Linked DNA regions of Mus musculus: region 1 is linked to region 2. Evidence: chromatin contacts called from ENCODE POLR2A ChIA-PET data. All regions are on one chromosome and are shown on one strand. The core of a region is the stretch at or near the end of the contact, and the rest is flanking DNA. Distances in the headings are between cores, read along the strand shown. Region 1 holds the start of Ptrhd1 (peptidyl-tRNA hydrolase domain containing 1). Region 2 holds the start of Adcy3 (adenylate cyclase 3).

Region 1 (5,149 bases), core at 2,567-5,066, 100 kb before region 2:
CAATTCCGATGGAGGAGGAGTCATGGGCGCAGGGTCCTCTAGGGCATCATCATAGCTGAATGCCCAACGGCACATCCCAATGGGCAGGGACATCTTGCCTAGAGGCCTGCTGGGAGCAAGAGCACAGTGAAATGAATCCGGACTATGCGGACAGACAGATGTTAATGAGGAGCATGGCCCAGCTTCTGCAAATTATCGAAGCTTCTGAGGAAGGATCCATCCAGAGGCTCTGCTTGCCCGCCGCCTGCGGCCCGACTTCCCGCACTAAAGAGGCTCCGAGGCTCCAGATGGCCCAAGAGGCTGCTGGGCTGGACAGAGGTGAGCCATCATGAGAGCGTGACAAACGCTCCCTGACCGGTAATGAACTGAGAGATGGGTTAACAGGTAAAAAAAAAAATTGTCACACTAACCTGATAACCTGAGTTTAATCCCCAAAACCTGTGTCAAAGTATGTAAAATGAATTATTTATCCTAGCTAGTCCCCAATAATGACACAGAGAAACCAAGATTTGTTTCCAAACTTCACCTGGGGCAGTCAAATGATCTGTCTGAACCCCCTAAGCTAATCTGGCTACCTCACAGCCAACATAGCAATAATACTTCTGGTTTTTGCTGAACTCTCAAGAACTCACTTCTCTTTCCCCGTGTCAGATCTACAACTCGCTTCCTCTCTCCCAGTCCCTTGGATGGTAGAAGTCCCACCCTTATTCTCTCTTCTGCCCAGCCACTGGATGGTCAGCATTCATTGAGAGAGAATAAATGGTAAGAATTATTGTACAAACTTGTCATGTACAGATGTTTAGGGAGGGGAGTAATTCTTGGCTGGAAGACTTTGTGAAGGTGATGTGTTAGGTGTCAGGAAAGAGGAAGAAAAGAAGCATTCTATTATGGCACCAGAGACTGGAGGCCAGTCATGGGACATCAAGGAAAGAAGAGGGAAATGGGGAGCAGAGAGAGGGAGGGGAGGTAAGGAACTCAAAGGCAACATTTTAAACCTGAGTGACCTGAAGTCCATTATTCCCAACAGAAAACATATTGTGTGTCAGCGATGACCCACAGATAATAGTGATGCTTATCCACTCTCCTCACTTGAACTTAGTGGCAATGATGATAATGATGATAGTAGTAGGTGCTTATTAATGAGAGCTTTAATTTGAATTTGTGCTGGTTCTTAAGAAACCACCATAACTAGAGGGGAAGAGTATAACAACATTGAAAGGAACCCACAATGCTTCAGGATGGTGGCCATTTGGCTCCCCAGACCCAGCTGACTTTCAGTTCTCCCAGAACTACAGTCACTTGAACAATCGGAACTTCTTCAAATACTGGCTCACTTCTTCCTTGGGGTATGGCCTCAGGGCTATGCATGTGGCAATGTTCTCCGGCTGCTCCAGCCACAGCGTGTGGTCAATGTTCTTCTGCTGCAGGGTCTCAGCCAGCTCCTTCAAGGTGGTCTCATCAGCAGCCTACAAGTTGCAGAACACACAACACAGACTGAATGACCCATTTAGGAAGTGTCAGAAGGTCACAAGAGTGGGGACGGGCTCTGTAACTGGAGCTGTGGCTCCACCAAAGAACTGTAGAGCAACAGTTGTGCCCATTGGTTTGCTATTTCCTTTTTTTAGGATCTTACAGAAGTGGCTAGGAAGGGGCTGAGAAGGAGGCTCGATACCCTGTTAATAAAATGCAATTCTCTTTTTTGTATTGAATTCTGCTATATAGTTTCTAGTTCCCTATGGCTGGCGCCTACTGCAGCTCACCTTCACCCTTAAGCTATCTGTGACTCAGCTGACCACTGGGAAGACTTCTAAAATTACATATACTTTCCTTCTCCCTCTCTCATCCCCTCAGGCCCAAGCCTAAGTTGATGCAGGACACATCTCTCAACTATTTGATATAAGAGGGCTCAGTCCACTGTGGGCAGTACCATCCCTAGGCAAATTGGCCTTAAGTGTATAAGTAAAATAGTTGAAGGTCAGGAGAGCCAGTAAACAGTGTTCCTCTGTGGTTTCTGCTTCAAGATTTCTGCCTTAAGTTCCTGCTTTGGCTTCTCTAGATGATTGATGTAACCTGTAAGGTGTAATAAATCCTTTCCTTCCCAAGTTGATTTTTTTTTGGCCATGGTATTTTTCTCAGCAACAAAAAGCAAACTAGAATATTATATTATGCATGCACACTGAGAATAACTTGTAAGATTTGTTTTTGTTTTTTTTTTCTTCCCATCAAGTGAGTCCAGGGATAGAACTAGGGTTGTCAGACTTGGTGGCATATGCCTTTACCCAATGAGCCATCTCACCAACCCTTTTCATCTACCCTATTATATGCTTTTTGGTCAGCAGAATAGGATCTAAGGCCAACAGGATCTTGACCTGGATACAAATACAACTTTTTTAAATTCCAGGAGATCTAGGAGAAGGCTTTCTGGTAAAGAATATCATATGGTCCTAACCCTTAAGAGTTAGTCCAGGAGCTGAGGAGATGCTCCGTGTCCAGAGGACCAGAGTTCAGTTCCTAGAACCCACAGTGGGATGTTCTCACTGCCTATAACTGCAGAAGAGCCTACATCCTACTCTGTCCTCCCATGTGCATACGTCCCACAGACACACACACCTACACGTCTGCACCCATGTGCATACGTCCCACAGACACACACACCTACACGTCTGCACCCATGTGCATATGTCCCACAGACACACACACCTACACAGAATTTAAGTAGATCTTTAAAAAAGGGTTAATCAAATGCGTATGTAAATCACCAAGATGGGAAAGGACCCCTCAGAAAGTTGAACACAGATGTAGGTTGGCACGTTGGTCCCTTTGGCCATTGTTCCTCCACTCTCACCCCTTTGCCAGTGTTTTCCTGGATAAAGATTTCTCTAGAGAAGCAGGTGCTATGTAAATGTCAGTTAGGAGACTTGAGACTCAGAGCTTCTGAAAAACATACTCCTTTTCCCCACTCACTGAGCATTTCTCCTTTTAAATAAACAGCCTCTATTTCTTACTAACAATATTAAGGCAGTGCTAATTTTAGGCCCAGCTTTTTTCTTTTTCTTTCTTTTTTTTTTTTTTTTTTTTTTTTTTTTTGAGACAGGGTTTCTCTGTATAGCCCTGGCTGTTCTGGAACTCACTTTGTAGCCCAGGCTGGCCTCGAACTCAGAAATCTGCCTGCCTCTGCCTCCCAAGTGCTGGGATTAAAGGCGTGCGCCACCTCGCCCGGCTAGGCCCAGTTTTAAAAGGCAGATTGGTGCACAGGCATAAGCGCCACGCTTTCCCCAGCTTCGTTCCCAGGGATCTAAGGGACACTGGAACAACCAATTTCTGGTGAACGCTGTGATAGCAGGGTCTGCGTCGGTTCTTCACAGTCATGCTCTGCCAAAGGGAAGGTTCACTGCGTAGCGCAGACCATTCCCAAACTCTTAGTGATCCCTCCTACAATCATGCCACACGTACTTCCGGAAGCTAAGGGTTGGGCCCAAGAGCAGATCTACTTCCGGCCTCGGCACCCCACCCCCGTTTAGGGTCCCTCCGGATACTCCCCACGCCTCACCTCGAGAACCACCTTGCGCATGCGCCCCAGCTCCCGGAGATAAGCTGCCGTGTGCGGATGGTCTCGATGAAGGTGCAAGGCTGCTGTGGCGGCGTGACAAGCCTGCGCTACCAGTGCGCCGGTGGGCCAGGAAAAGGGAGCCTGAGATAGATCCTTTCGTAATACTAAGTACTGTACAAGGATCTGTGGCTCCACCCCAGAGCATGCCATCTTCCTGATCATCAGACTGGCCGGACGTACCTTGCGGTGCATGCTGGGATTAGTGTGGAGCTGCTGGGCGCCACCATGTTCGTGTACGGCGGAAGCACAAAGCACTCTGGGATCAGTGGGTTACGTTGTTACTTCAGTTGCTCTCGGCGGGAATTCTTAAACTGCATCCTGAGTGAGGGAGCTTTGGCGAGAAAGCAAGACCCAGTGGTAGACAGATTAGCATTACTGTACAGCTTCTTTGGGTGTTCGAGGAAGCCCGGCTGGACCATAGTGGCCACGGCGGTGAGGTAGGCGTGGACAGGGCTGACCAGTCCAAGGTAAGGGACGCCAGCGGGGACACTTTGCTTATCCCGGGACTGTCAGGCAATAGTGGCAATAGATTGGTGATTGCGTGTCTTTTACTATTTACAGTTAAGGACGTTCGGGTCCATGTTAACCCTGCCTTGTACGTCCAGCATCGTAAGAAAAAACACTTGAGAACCCGAAGAGGAGATGGAGTCTGCAAATACTTTGTGTCCAGGCAGGAAGTGCAAAGGAGGTATTCAAAGGGGTTTGGCTTTCTCTGTACCACAGTGTTTCCAGACTTTATTGCAAAGGAAGGGACACTGTAAGGCAGTAACTTTGGCGATTAGATATGGATTTGATTCAGGGCTCTATCTTAGGAAATTTTGTGGCTTGGACACATTATAGTTCTGCCTCATTTTCTTTCTCCTTTAAACAAAACTTAATGTGAAAGCATCATGTGGGTTGAAATTGTTACTAAAAACTAAAAGTTTGATGACTTAATTGTTAAAAATATGTTGCAATCAAGTATAATCCATACCCTAGAACTAAATTACTATGTAATCCCAAATTTGCCAGTAACTTGCCCTTCTGTGTGTCAGCACACCTGGCTAAACAAGTGACGAGTGAAAGTTTGTGAATAATCATCAAACTTCGACAGGTCAATTATTCTCCAGTTCCCTTGTCATCTCCAATCCAAAAGATTGAAACATTTAGTTATGATTATGTTGGTTTTCTCTCTCTGCTTGGCAATTACCACTGCTTATCGTGTGAACTTGGAGAGGAACTAAATACAGCAGAGAGAAGGAACTGCTGTGCTCAGGCTCCAGAGGAAATAAAAGAAGTCAGGAGTCAGTAACGGGAAGAAAAGCAAGTGAAGGGCCAACATGCTGCCTACTGTGGCTCTCTCTTGATCTTATGCAAGTTGGTTTGTTTGTTTTTTAAAGGAGCTATACACTAGTAATTTGATGTCTAGCCTTGGCTGGATAGATGAATGAGCCAGGTCTGGGCTGTCCCAAGACAAATGAAGAAAGGATTTTTGTGAATGTATATTCTTGTGAACCCTGCAAAGTAAATATTGGATCTGCTTAAGGAAACTAGTTACAT
Region 2 (4,958 bases), core at 1,722-4,221:
CCCTAGCCGCTCACCTCTTTAGGCTGACATCACACAAGCCTTACCCTCCACCACATAGAGCTGAAGCAAGAAGAATCAGGTCCCTCCATTAACCAAACCTGCAGGCAAACCTTCCTGGACCGCAGCCAGGAGACAGCTCCCCTGGAATCTGGTCACTGGTTCTGCTGACCCTCTGGGGACACCCTATCTACAGTCACTCAAGTCTGCTCCCCACTAAACCTAGATTCTCTGCCACGACAAGGTTCCACTGTGCCCTATCCCAGCACTCTGGGCAGGCCCAGACTTAGGGAAGGACTGCTCAATTTCACTAGAAGATACTTTCTGTACCCCAAAGTCTCTTGACAACAAACAGGTCCACATGTGGCAGAAGTGGGGGGAGGGTCTCTGCGCTCTGTTCTCTGATTTGTTTCTGGTTTGCTCCTTAATGAACAGCACACTGGGGAGATGTAATTGCAGCCAGGGACCCTGGCAAGAAGAAAAAGGAAGAAATACTTGTTGATTGGAAGGTAGGTAATGGTTCAGAATATGTCCTCAAACCCCAAATGCTACCAGACCTTCCTGTCCTAACTAATGCCCAACAGCAATGACAATGGACGTCCTCCCAAAAACCTGTCCACAAGCAGAGACATAAGCGGACGCCAACAACCCAGGAAGCCAGGGCAGCAACAACAGGTGTTCACAGGACAACACCCAGCACCAGGAAAACAAAAAACAAACAAACAAACAAAAAATGAAAACCAAGACCACAGTGATATGCTATAACCGCACAGGCTCTAGCCTGGTGCTGAGCCGAGCAGAAAACCTTTGTGAACTTTAACTGAGCACAGTAGCCCACATCTACAAACCTAACGCATGGCAGGTAGAAGCAAGAAGGATCGATCAGGTGCTCAAGTCACCCTCAGCTACAGCAAGACCATTTTGGGCTACATGAAACCCTGCCTCAAAATAATAAATCAATTTAAAAAAAATATATATATATATATCTGTGAAGTAGGTTCCTACCTGACCCAGAATGGGAAAAATAGAAAGAACGTTGTACCAAGACCTAGAAAAAAAGTTAAAAACCCAGCAGAAGCCATGTTTCCCTCTAAACAGCTGGGAGGCAATGGAACAGGCCCCTCAAAGTTCTGTCACCAGAGGTACCACTGTAAGCCATGCCCCAAACCCAAGCAGACAATGACAAAGGCTTTGGTAAGACAGAAGCCACAGTGAGATGTGGGTAAAGACCTCTGGAAGCAGACGGAAGAAACCTGATGGCTGTTCCTGGCCACTTCCCTGCTCTCTGGTCACATACGGAAAACTGGAAAGTGTGTCGTAAGATACAGAACGCATTGACTCACGTCTCTGGGGAGCCTTTTAAAGGATGACCAGATAATTCAGACCAGAATCACAGCCCATCTCTCGCAGCACTTGGTGGGAACGCAAATCAGCAAAGCTGAATCTCAACTGTCCACGCCTTCAGTGGAACTAGCCTGCTAGGCCGCAACACCACACTCCACACCACAGCGGCTATGACAACCGTCCCGGTTGTGTCCCCACTTCTGCCTTCTATGGGAGACCACCCTCCCTTACATCACCTATCTGCTGGTGATGCTCTGAGCTCTAAGGAAGAAGCAGGGTATCTAATAACCACGCCTTCCCTCCTTAAGCTCTTCACATAACCTAACAGGCTTTCATCTCTGTTCCCTTGGATCTTGATAACAGCCACTTCTGCATCCAGGGCAGACAGGATCCCCATTTGACTGAGAGCACTGAACCCCCACAAGTCAAACACCATCTGGAGTTAAGCAGAGTTTGCCACAAGCCGTCTCTTGACCTGGGTCATAGACTGGCTGAGCAAGACTTCCTCCACACCAAGATCCAAGGTGCTGTCACCAACTCCAACCAGGCACAGTTGGCTGAGTGGCCCCGAGGCCCAGTGTTCTTTCTCTAGGAAAAACACCATATGACATCGGGGTGCACACTCCCAGGGGCTGAGAGGTAGTCCTCTGAACTGACAACTGGGACCCCAAGGCCGCTCAGGACGTGTTCAACTCCTGGCATTGAAAGCAATCCCACCTGAGTGACACTTGGCTGGAAGAGAAGGAATACAATAGACAGATAGGGAGGAGGGTGGGACTCACCTCCCTCAGCAGCTGCATCCCTTCCAGCTCATCCTGCTGCTGCTGGGCCACAGTGACCCCCAACACAAGCGTGTGCACAACACAGGAGACCACAGAGATGATCACGATGGGGCTGAGGCTGAGGGGCAGCGTTATGAAGAAGGAGAAGACAAAGAAAGCCTGCCAACCCACAGTGTCACTGGCTGCGTGGGCCCGTGAAAAGTTCAGGCCCAGGTAGGAGAAGATCTGGGCCGAGATGAGCAGCCACAGCAGGTAGGGTACCACTTTGCGGCTCACTCGGTCCGGGAGCAGCCCCTTTTTACAGAGCACGAAAAGGATGATGTCCAACACCAGACCGAAGCCTGCCACCATGAGGGGCGCCAGCTTGTCGCTGGAGAAGACCACCGCGCACATCACTACCACGTAGCAGTCAAAGAGGGCCGCAAAGACCACCAGCACCAGCAGGGTCTCATGGCGCTGCCTTTTGAAGTAGGTCTGGTAGAGGTTCTCCAAGGACTCAGGCACGAAGGTCAGCCGCATAAAGCGAGGCAGGCACAGGCAGGACCCCGAGTTCCGCACAGAAATTTCATGGGTCCGGCCGACCCCGCGGTCGGGGTCAGAGGGCAGGCTGACCGAGTATTCAGCTGAGTACTCTGCCGAGTACTCGGGATCCGAGAAGCCCTGGTTCCTCGGCATGTTGGCTGCTGGCTGTTTCTAATGAGGAAGGGAGACCTGCAGGTCAAGCCACTTCACCAGGGCTTCGTAAGACCCGGGGAAGGCGGGGAGGTTCCTCTTGGTTATGAATGAAGGGCGTCCAACTGGAGCTGGAATGCTTAGTGGGTTCCCAGGACACAGGTGGCACCGAACATCTGCAACTTAAAAGGACATGGCTAAGGACATGGCGCCTCTTTCCTTGACCCAACCTACCCCTCATACAGATCCATGCTACACAAGCCTCCAACACCACAGCCTCCCAAGCACGCCCACACACTCAGTCCAGTCCACACCAGACACCCGGTTTCCTGCGTCGGGCTTCTGGAGGGGCCTAGCCATCTCTCCATTCCTTGTATGCCCGGCTCTATCCCTGACTTCCTCACCTAAATTCCCTTCAGGCCCACTGGCTCCAAGCTGAAAAGAAAACGTGCCTGGAAGGAGCCGGAGCGGTCCTGGGGATTCCCTCATCTCCCTTCTGTTTACTTCCTTTCCCCCACCCACCCCTGGGAGAATCCAGCCCCTTCCCAACCTCGGGCTCTGCAGCCTCGTGGAAGTCCATCCAGCCCTGGGTCGTAGCTTGGCGCTGACCTGTGCGGGAACTCGGGAGCCGCGCGCTCCAAACCGGGGCTGCGGAGCCAAGCCAAGTGGGCTTCAGCGAGCCGCAGGCTGCTTCCCGCAGTGCCGCCGCGCCAGCTCGTCCACCCGGAGCCTGTGCGCGGGTCCCCTCGCGGTCAGGCCCCGGGTCAGGCTGGGAGAGGCGCGAGGCTGCGGCTCAGCATCGGTGGGCGCAGAGGACGGCGGCGGCGCGCGCTGCGGATGGCGGGCCCAGGCCGGGGCAGCTTGCCAGCATCCTCTCCCCGCACGCAGGGCGAGCCAGCCGAGTCCGTGCGCTGCGCTCTGCACACTGATTCACACGCGCCGCAGGCCCCAGGAGGCGGGCGGCCCCTCCCCGCCTTGTCGCCGCCTCCTGGGCGCCGGGTGGAGGGGCCCCCTCGCTGTCCCCGGTGTCTCCCTCTTGCCAGCGCCCGGCGACGACTGCGTGGAAACGCCGAATTGGTGGCAGATAGAAAGGAACGAGGCGAATCTGCGCCTTGCCCCCAAACAGGCCGTGTTACGGAAGATCAAAGCCCGGGACGTATCTTCCCTGAAGGTGAGGCGTGCTGGGGCACCCCGGCCGCCCTTCTTCTACCCTGGCTTCCTTCCGGGGACAGGAGAGGCCTCGGGCTGAGGTTTGGGGGCAGCTCCCTGAGTGGGCGCGCCCCATCTCAGTGTCTCCGCCCACCCTGGCAGCCCAGACGTCAAGCGTGGGGCTTGATCTCTCTTCGAGGGAATAAGCAGCCGAAACTGGTGACAAAAGAGGACTGAAGTAGCTTGATTGGTGCCTGGCACGTGGACCTGAAAGAGGCCTTGCTTCACGAAGATCTCCAGTGCACATCCAACCAATTGGGATGTATTTGAGTTCTTCCTTAAAGAAGCAAATGCTCCTTTTGGACCTGTCCATCTCCTAAGCCGTAGCATCAATTATTTTCCTTGAATTTGACAGAACACCTTGTTAGGAGTGAAAGTCGTTTTAGAAGAAAATGTGCTCAAGGGACTGAGGACAGCCCTCAGCATTAAGGGATCAAGCTTTGGGGGCAGCTAAAGATGAGAGAAGAAAAACAGACACAGGGGATGGGGAGCTAGCGAGGGATGCCCTGTCACTCAGGGATAGATGTCCATTTAGAACTTCAGGCATACATTCACAACACCCAGGGAATAGTCCATCACTTAATTGGTCTTCCATTGCTGTGTGTATGGGTGTCCCTCAAATTGTCTGACAAGATCAGTACCCCCCACCCTGCACTCCCCATCCCTCCCACGTGCCTCAGCCCACACTCTCCAGGGCTTTGATTAGAAAGGCAAAGCACAATAACTAACTTCAAATAGAGGCGGAGGGTGAACTCTGTACAAAGCACCAGCCCCATCAGTTTAAGTTGTTTGGGGTCCAGGAATTTATTGCAACTTGTTACATGACGATAAAGGATGTGGTTTTTACTTTTAACAAAGGAATTCATTGATTTTCAAAAGGGGGGGGGGAGAAAAGCTAGTGGCTAGGCTGTGAATGTTAGTTTCTGACTAGCATCCAAGAGGCCTGCATCCCAG

Evidence for each region. ChIA-PET counts read pairs that join two places held with the same protein, here RNA polymerase II (POLR2A).
Region 1: POLR2A ChIA-PET joins it to region 2 with 10 read pairs in embryonic stem cell. The contact joins the promoter of Ptrhd1 here to the promoter of Adcy3 in region 2. POLR2A ChIA-PET finds 5 or more read pairs at or near these places in 4 of 5 experiments (Patski and embryonic stem cell).

Annotation. Positions count from the first base shown.
Region 1 is chr12:4,232,680-4,237,828 of GRCm38, reverse strand. Ptrhd1 (peptidyl-tRNA hydrolase domain containing 1) reads right to left here and starts at 3,816. Exons shown (of 2, transcript NM_001204912.2): 1 at 3,551-3,816; 2 at 1-1,466. The coding sequence starts at 3,802. The coding sequence ends at 1,296. It overlaps Cenpo (centromere protein O), which reads left to right and starts at 3,864. Exons shown (of 7, transcript NM_134046.6): 1 at 3,864-4,077; 2 at 4,172-4,298. The coding sequence starts at 4,253. It also overlaps the pseudogene Gm29696.
Region 2 is chr12:4,132,166-4,137,123 of GRCm38, reverse strand. It overlaps Adcy3 (adenylate cyclase 3), which reads right to left and starts at 2,971. Exons shown (of 21, transcript NM_138305.3): 1 at 2,124-2,971. The coding sequence starts at 2,798.